2 separate regions of the Mus musculus genome follow, and region 2 is linked to region 1. Evidence: chromatin contacts called from ENCODE Hi-C or POLR2A ChIA-PET data. All regions are on one chromosome and are shown on one strand. Each heading gives the region's core, a stretch centred on a gene start or an enhancer-like site at or near the end of the contact. The rest is flanking DNA. Distances are from core to core; before and after follow the strand shown. Region 1 has its middle 25 kb from the start of Gm39713. Region 2 overlaps Itpkb (inositol 1,4,5-trisphosphate 3-kinase B).

Region 1 (4,145 bases), core at 1,005-3,504:
CTGCCCTTTTCTTCAGAGCGTTGGGAAAGGGTGAATTGTGAACCGAGGGGACGCGGGTCACTTCAGAACACTTCCAAAAGGGCTTCTCCTCCCAGCTGGCTGACCATTGATTTGCCTGGAAGCCAGCTGCTTCCTTCTGTCTCCCAGGGAAACACTTTTGCCCTTTCTGCAAACTTCCTGGTGCTCAGGTGGCTCACAGCTCCTATAGAGCTTAGCTTTTCAGGATGGACCTCCTCATGAGGACTACTAGCCTCTGGCCTTAACTGCCTTCCCACCTCAGGCCCTCATGCGCATGCGCGTGCGGCTCCTCCTCGTTGTAGGGAATGAGGGGTTCCTGCGAGTGGAGCTGACAGCTGGTTGCTGTTCTTCCTGAACAAATCAGGGAAACCCACACTGGTTCTTCAGACCACGCAGGTGGGGAAGCTCCTGGCCGCACACAGGGAAAAGGCCCAGACAGCATCTGGAGCCTCTGCGTGACTGCTGGGAACAGTCTCACTCAAGTCTGATTGGTTCCAGAAGCAGGAGCCATTATGGGGATTTTATGGGAACCCAAACACAGGAAGAGCCCCAGAGCCCAGCTTCAAAGAACACCAAAGAACACAAATACAGTCTCTCTCTCTCTCTCTCTCTCTCTCTCTCTCTCTCTCTCTCTCCCTCCCTCCCTCCCTTCCTCTTTCTCTCCCTCCTTCTTTCTTGATAGAGGACCTTCACCTGCCCTGACAATCTCCTACCAACTTGCTCTTCCTATACTTCCACACTTTCCTCTCCTCTCCCCTCCTCTCCTCTCCCCTCCCCTCCCCTCCCCTCCCCTTCCCTTTCTTCCTCTCCCCTCCTCTCCTCTTGCTTACTTTTCTTTCCAAGCACTGAGACATATCCTGGGAACTGTTCTTTTAGCTTTCAAAAACAAGTTTTTGAAATAATTGTGTGTGTGTGTGTGTGTGTGTGTGTGTGTGTGTGTGTATCTGTCTACCATGTGCACACCTGCTGTCCTCAGAAGCCAGACAAGGGAACTGGGTTATTTATGAGCTGCCGTGTGGATGCTGGGAATCAAACCTGTACCCTTTGGCCAAACATGTATCCTCTGGAAGAGCAGCCGGTGTTGTTGACCACTGAGCCATCTCTCCAGCCCTCTTTTATTTTTTAAGATAGAATCTCACTACACAGAGCTGCTCCTGAGGCTAACCTTGGACTTATGATCCTCCTGCTCCAGTCTCTCAAGGAACTGGGATCTAAGCCCCGTGTCACACAGCCATTGCCTTTTCTCTTTCTTTTCTCACCATGGAGCTCTGTCCTGGAACTCTCTCTGTAGACCAGGCTGGCCTCAAACTCACAGAGTCCTACCTGCCTCTGCCTCCCACATGGTGGGATTAAAGGTGTGCACCACCACTGCCTGGCCCTTTTCTTTCTCATAAGTCCAAGTCTCTCAACAACACTCTCTTGTGCTTATCTTTCTCTGTTCAGAATAAATTGGGAGGAATCCTGTCCACTCTTCTAAGGCCAAAACTCTGATCGATAGTCAAGATTCCTTTGTCAGGGCACCTCACCCAGTCCAGACCCTGTTGGAGGAACCATGGGTTAGATCCCCATCAGCAGAATAGTAACCCTAATAGTGATGGGCTTCTAAGAAGCCTCCATGGAGTTGCCCTGTGGTGGGTGTCTGAGTAAGATGAGGACAGGACCTGGGAAGATAACACCCCAAGTATTTAGGATTCTTACAGGGGTTGGGTGCTGGCAGACATACTGACCTGAGACTCGCTTAGAACTTTGGTTCAAGTGCCCACTCTTCATATCATGCCTGGCAGATGGCTGCAGGTGTGTGTCCACCTGAGGTGTGGGGGCTGTTAGCAGCTGACAGAGGTGAGGAGGAATCAGAAGGTGGAGTCTTGCTAGCACAGCCCCAGCCCTGGGACAGCTGAGAACTGCTCATCATGGCCTTGTGTGCAGGGAGACCAGGGTGGCAGGGCTGCTGGCACCCAGGAATGCAACTTTACCCTGGACCAGGTCCAGCGAGGCACCCTGGTGTTGTTTTACTTGGGCACAGCAGCCTCTCTGGGGGAGTCCCAGAAGAAGCGTGAAACCATTCTGGGATGTCTGATTTTCTGTGGTACAGTGAAGTGCTGCTCTCTGGAGTTGCCTCTGGACCCTTGACCTCATTGTCAGGTCGTTTCTGAAGGGCCTTGGCTAGAGCAGTCCCAAGGGGTCCTGAGGCAGTGCTAACAAAGGCAGTTAGGGAGGTGGCTGGACTTGCTCCTGCTTACACAAATGGAAAATCTAGAAGGTCATTTGACTCCACAAAACGCCCCTCTGTGAAGACTGCTGATCTCCAGTTAACCGCTGGGGACTGCCTGCATTCCAAGCCGGCTTTGGTTTTAGCGCAGTCACAGAAATTGCTTGGTAACGAGGCAGCTGCCTGACTGTGCCCTGCGCTGAACACCCCTCATTTGAATCGCTCACGAAGCAGCTGAACGGGGACTGGATATGACCTTGAGCCGCTTGGCTTGTGATTTCAGGTGCTTTTAAGAGAAAACCCATACAAGGCAGATGCTAGGGGAAATGCTGAGTGGGACAAGGTCAGCAACAGGGGAGTCCTCTCCCCCTCCGCTGTCCTGCTCTCTACTAGGGCATCCTAGGCTCACTGTGCGCTGTCAGAGAGGCCAGCATGGCCACAAAGGTCATCCCTGTGTGGATCCCTCACCTTAAGGTAAAAACAGGACTTTTCCCTCCTCACCTTGCCAGGGCATCTCAGAGACTCCAGTCAGTGCCAAGGGCCACCACAGTTTCTTCCTCAGAGGACGAAGCTTGACCTCTTCCCTCAGCCTGACCTGAATCCTGTCAAAGACTAGGGACAGGATCATCCTCCAGTCCTTCAGCTCCCACCAGGACCAATCTGGCCACTGTACTGGGGCCTGGGGATAGAACAGTCTGGAACCTAGAAAGTTACCTGGGGCAAAAGTCACAGTAGGTGATGGACCACAGGGCATGTGACCGGAGCAGGCAATTCTATGTGGCCACTTCCCTACTCTGTTCTTTGTCTTGTTTTAAATGTTTATTTCATTGTTTGTTTGTTTTGAGACATGTTCTCACTCTATAACTTGACTGTGTTGGAACTCACTATGTAGACCAGGCTGGCCCCAAACTCACAGAGATTCACCTGCCTCTGCCTCCCAAGTACTGGGATTAAAGGTGTGCACCACCACTGCCTGTCCATTATTACCTTTTCCTCCCCTTCCCCCTCCCCCTCCCCCTCCCCCTCCTCCCCCCCTCCTCCTCCCCTCCCCCTCTTCCCCCTCCCCCTCCCCCCTCCTCCTCCCCTCCCCCTCTTCCCCCTCCCCCTCCCCCCTCCTCCTCTTCTTCTTCTTCTTTGTTCACTATTAGTGTATCCTCAGTAAATATTACAGTCACACAGTATCTTTTCCTGATGCTTGAAATTTCAAAGTTAAAAAAAATAGGTCAAAGATGATAAGAATTTATGATACATGCCAAATTACTCCCCAAAGTATTTATGTCATTTTATAATGTCACCTTCAATGTATAAGAGTACTAGTTTCACCTGGCTCTACAATATTTATTATTATTACTATCACATGATCACCATTTCTTTATTTTTATAAATATTACTGCGTTAAGGATCAAGCCCAGGGTCATCTGCATGTAGAAGTGAGGGTGTGGATCCCCCCTTTTTGTTAAACATGTTGGGGTGTTGTGTATTTGGTTTATTGCTTATATTATGTTAATTGAATTCCCAAATCACACGAGAATTCGCATGTCTTCGTGTGAGAAGCTGACGGTCCCTCTCCACAGCTGGTTCTAATTGGAATAGTTGCTGGCCAATGACTGGGCAGGGAGACAGAGGCGGGACTTTAGATTTCCTGGGCAAGGGACCTAGGAGAGGAGGAGATTTTAGAATCGCCATGCCAGGGAAGGAATAGCATGCAAGCATGACAGCTTTGGAGGACAGAGAGCCAGCCATGTGGGAGTGGGGGAAGTACTGTTCCAGGGCCACTGTCCCAACTGGGTCTGGGGTACACAGATAAAATATAAATAATTCAGGGATATTGGAGGGGAAGAGTGTGTTAGCCATGAGGAGGTTTGGATGTGCCTAGCCGTTGAGCTTTTTAGGGCATATTAAAAATAAGGCGCTCTCT
Region 2 (4,292 bases), core at 646-3,145, 140 kb before region 1:
TGTCACAAGGTCTGGGCTCCGAGGATGGGGGGGGGCGTGGGGCGTGACCTTTAGCAAGTCAGCCCGCACAGGAGCTCACCGCCCATCTGAATAGGAGCCAGGAAGTTTAAACGAGTTCCTTTTTAAACATCTGTACTTATACATCGTCGTGGGTCCCTCCTCCCGCCCCCACCAACTGTCACTCACCCACCCAGCATGAAGGGGAAGCACATATGCCACGTGGGCCAATAGCTCTAGAAACCCCAGGGAGCTGGGGCAGACAGTCAAGACGGCCAACCCTGCCCAAAGCTATGTCGCCAGGTGTGTACACGTTGGTCTACCCCATTCCCCTTGGTCCCTAATCAGTGCCTGCTGGCGTGGATCCCAGAGGAGCCTCTGTACATGCCATCCAGAGTCTCTCAGTAAAAGAGGAGGTGATAAGCCCAGAGGTGAAGAGGATAGCTCCAAACAGCAACAGAGCTAGGAGTTTTGTCTTTTAAAAAGTCATACAAGTTGTACACTCTTTTCAATCAGAGAGGCTACTTGCTTCAGAGCTGAAGTGGCGAATAACAATGATCTATCTTCCCATAGCCCTTCAAGAAGCTCAGAACTCGAGCAAGAGGAAGGCTTGGGCAGCCCTCTGAACAACTCTGGCAACTACCGAATTACATGGAGAAACACCGGTCTAAGTCCTTCAAGCTGGGAGAGTGAGTGATTTCAAGGGAAACTCAGGGATCATTCCAGGAAGCCAGAATCCTGGTTCCCTAAGGCCTAGTGATTGCTCTCCCGGGTGTGGCTGGCTCTCAGAACTGCTGCCTAGTGATTGCTCCCTGGAGGTTGGTGTGAGCCTTGAGTATTGTGCCCAGCTCTGGACCTTCCCACAGCAAGCAGATTAAGGGCAGTAATCAGTAGCTCTAGGAGGTGACGTCATCCCCTGAAACTCCGCTTGCAGAATGTCCTCTCTGAATTCACGGGCAATGCTCCCAGATGGAAGGGTGACGTTCTTTAAAAATGGAGCTGCTCTCCATACTCCTCCTAGGCTGGCAAGGTGGGGCCCTGATTTAGCATCTCTAGAGAAGCCACTCAGTGTCCCTGGGAGCTGGGACTTCCCACTGGAGGAGACTTTGCTCATAATCCAGATGCAGAACCCCAGAGATTGTATTTCCAACTCCCAGAAATCAGGTCCCTGTCCTGGCTTCAGGGCCCGTGGTGAGAGGCACAAATGGGACTGTGCTTACTGATGGCATTAGCCACTAGGGGGCAGCAAGGTCCCTACTGGTAGCCAGTGTGGGCCAGAATTTTCTGGGAGGGGGGCAGTGTCTCCCAGAGGGAGGCTTAATCTCTCAAGACTTTAGGCAACCAGGGATCACACGGCCTTCTGGACCCGTGCCGACTCTGAGTGTAACAGGATGTGGGGCCTAGCTTTGTGTAATTCTCTTCGAGAAGGTGGTTCTATTTAGAGAGCATGAGAAACGCCACCTCCAAGCCCCTATGTAGGAGGCCGGGGAAGTAAAGATCTAGAAAAAAAAAATCTCTTTTTTTTCTCCAAAGTGTCCTGTAGTGCAGATGGGAGGCTCTGTTCTAGGTAGGCGCTCAGACAGGAAAAGGAAGAATTAGGGGAGGAGAGAGGCGACAGGCAGAGGTGGCGGGCAAAGTGGCACGGCTATGCACGGTGGCGGTGGCCTCAGGTGAGTGGGCTGCCCTGGGACATTTCCGTCAGGATGTCGATGAGGTTGTCCAGCCCTGAGAGGTAGCCATCCTCCCGGTTCCCCTCCTGCCAGGGGACGTCGTGTTGTAGGGTCTGGCCTTCCGGAAGGGGCGTGGTTTTCCCAAAGTCAATCATCCACACCTTGGCTTGCTCCTTCTTGTCATGGATGAAGAGGAGAGAGCTGCCAATGACCTGGAAGGAAGCAGGGCTGTGAGAGAGGGACCAGGGAAACGGCGCCAGGACAGGGAGGGGCAGGGTTGTGTGTGTGTGTGTGTGGGGGGGGGATAGACCTGACAGGGCCAGAAGGGAGGGGAGCAGTGCCTGGAGGACATCGGGGTTAGGGGGAGACGTGGCTGGGGTGCCCAGGTATTTAAGAGGCAAAGGAAGGCTTGAGGCTGTAATGATCCTGAGAGGCGCTTAGATCAGCGATTTCACTTCCTATTGGGACTAGGGGTGATGGGGAGGGGTGTCAGTCAAGCAGGCAGTGTGTGTCTGTGGGGCTGAGGGCGCAGTACCCTACCTCGTGGCACTTGAAGAAGGGAGAGATTTCCAGGGTCGCTCGAATGGCCTTCAGCCGGTCCCGGTAGGCGATCTGAAGGCAGAGATGGTCAGAGATTCACACACTCTGTGTGTGTGGAGGGGAGGGGCGGTGCGTCAGGTCTATTTAGTTCGTTGGACTCTTGGAATTACAGCTAGCAGTGACCTTGAACCAATTTTACTCCGACTTCTTCATCTACCCCAGCTGAGCTCAGTTATACCTTTTCCAGAGGACTGTGGCCGCTCATCCTCTCGCAGTGCTGGCCCGTGCCAGCATGCCAGCCAGCCAGCTGAGGCAGAGGCCAGAACTGGTTGCTATGGTAACTTCCTGACCACTGAGTGCTGTGCTCCTGACTAAAGACAGGGTAGTGGAAAAGCTACAGTGCCTCTACAAGAGTCCCCTCCACGGAGCCTTACAGATCCTCCTTTGTTGGCAATGAGATACCTGATCATCCCCAGGGGCCAGCTCTGTGAGTCCCATCACCCAGAACTCAGTGCCACTAGGGAAGTTTATATCACACAGGGTCCTTCAATGATGATTTGAATATCAGAGGCACAGCCAGGCAGGGCTAGTCAGCCTTGTCCCGGAGTCCCTAGCAACAGCTGGAAATGCAGTCAGTGGCCTGACTCAGAGGATCTGAAATGATCCGGAAAGGTTCCCCGGAACTAGAGGACTGCACTGCAGACCTACTGTGTGCATTCCAGCCTTATAGGTCTGGGCCTGGAGGCATCAGGAGGGGCAGGGGGCCTGTGTCAGGCCAACTTAGGTGGGAATCCCAGCTCAGCCTTTTCCTGCCTATGCATCCTTGATCTCTCTCAAGTCTTTGATCTGTCAAGTGGAGACAGAAGGTCTGCTTGCTTGTCTGTACAACACCCAGCCAGCAGCAGGTGCTCACGGACTCCTGCTATCACTGTTCCCTGACATGGAAGGGCACTGTGCTGGGGCAGAGGGACTGAAGGCGTCACTCACCAAGATGTTCTGGTTTCCCTTAGTGAATTCTCTGAAAGCCTCGGTGACCTGCTCCCTTGTTTTGGTCTTCTTGAAGTCACGGTTCACAGAGCCATCTTCCTTCTGAGGAGGGAGTCACCCACGGGGGTCAGCAGAGGGCCCATGGGACAGACCCTCTTGCTGCTCTGTGGAGGTGGTCAGGTGCCCAGGGACGGTAAAGCAAGCCAGGTGTAACCAGGTGATTGTCACCTGGTCCAGGAGAGCCCGTCCCAGACCCCAGCTGAGGGGTGTACACAGTGGCTCCAGATCCCCGGCCACACACCACTTTAGGAAGTCTTGGTGGTGTGAGGGGTATCCGAGACAACAATGGGGCAGGACCTTGCTCTACGTAAGGGCAGCAAGGGCCCCAAGGTATGGCCAGCTTCACGTCCTGCTCAGAAGCTTGTCTTGGGCCCGTGACTCACAGTGTGTCTCATTAATGTGGTAGCAGCCATCTGAATGATCAGGCTAACAGTCAGCCTGTCATAGGCTTGTGGTCAAGTGATGGTCATTTAATAGTGGCCCAAAGCACGAGAGCAACAATGCTGGCAATTTTTATGATATGGTAAACAGAAGCTGTAAAGTGTCTCCTTGAAGGAAAAAGGCAAAAAAATAAGTGTGTGTGTGTGTGTGTGTGTGTGTGTGTGTGTGTGTGTGTGTGTGATATGTGTGTGTAGTATGTATATGTGTGGTATGTTTGGTATGTATTTGCATGGGGGGTTATGTAAGTGTGTACATGCATATATACATCTATGTATATATGTGCACATGTTCCTATTGGTGCTCTACATTCCAGACATTTGGTCTGGGTCTTGTCATGCACTACAGACCAGGGGACTGCTATAGGTTTTCCCCAGAGCCAAGGTTTAAGCCCACATCACTGTATCTCTACTCCACAAACCACCATCTCCATGCTCAGAGCCCAGTGCTTCCTCTCTTCAGGCTGACCTAGGAGACAGCTGTAACATCAGGAAGGCTGGCTGCAGAAGAGCCGCAGGTCTGAGGGAATGGCACCTCAGGGAAGCCCTTCTCATAGGCCCTTTCTGTTAGTTGAGGCAAAGGAGGGCAGGTGAGGGTGTG

The links. Hi-C counts contacts between places; a loop is a spot of excess contacts on that map. ChIA-PET counts read pairs that join two places held with the same protein, here RNA polymerase II (POLR2A).
Region 2: POLR2A ChIA-PET joins it to region 1 with 12 read pairs in embryonic stem cell. The contact joins two enhancer-like sites. A Hi-C loop is called at or near these places in 2 of 37 maps with a recorded cell type or tissue (ES-E14 and T-helper 2 cell). POLR2A ChIA-PET finds 5 or more read pairs at or near these places in 2 of 5 experiments (both embryonic stem cell).

The regions. Positions count from the first base shown.
Region 1 is chr1:180,282,486-180,286,630 of GRCm38, reverse strand. No RefSeq gene overlaps it. Among named protein-coding and RNA genes, the nearest start is that of Gm39713, 25 kb to the left of the region's middle. Within about 2 kb of position 2,254, at least 1 of the 3 ENCODE cell types and tissues checked has a DNase peak (open chromatin) inside an H3K27ac peak, as active enhancers do.
Region 2 is chr1:180,419,262-180,423,553 of GRCm38, reverse strand. Itpkb (inositol 1,4,5-trisphosphate 3-kinase B) reads right to left here. Exons shown (of 8, transcript NM_001081175.1): 6 at 3,195-3,296; 7 at 2,208-2,279; 8 at 1-1,879. The coding sequence ends at 1,664. Among named protein-coding and RNA genes, the nearest start is that of Gm39712, 13 kb to the right of the region's middle. Within about 2 kb of position 1,895, at least 3 of the 3 ENCODE cell types and tissues checked have a DNase peak (open chromatin) inside an H3K27ac peak, as active enhancers do.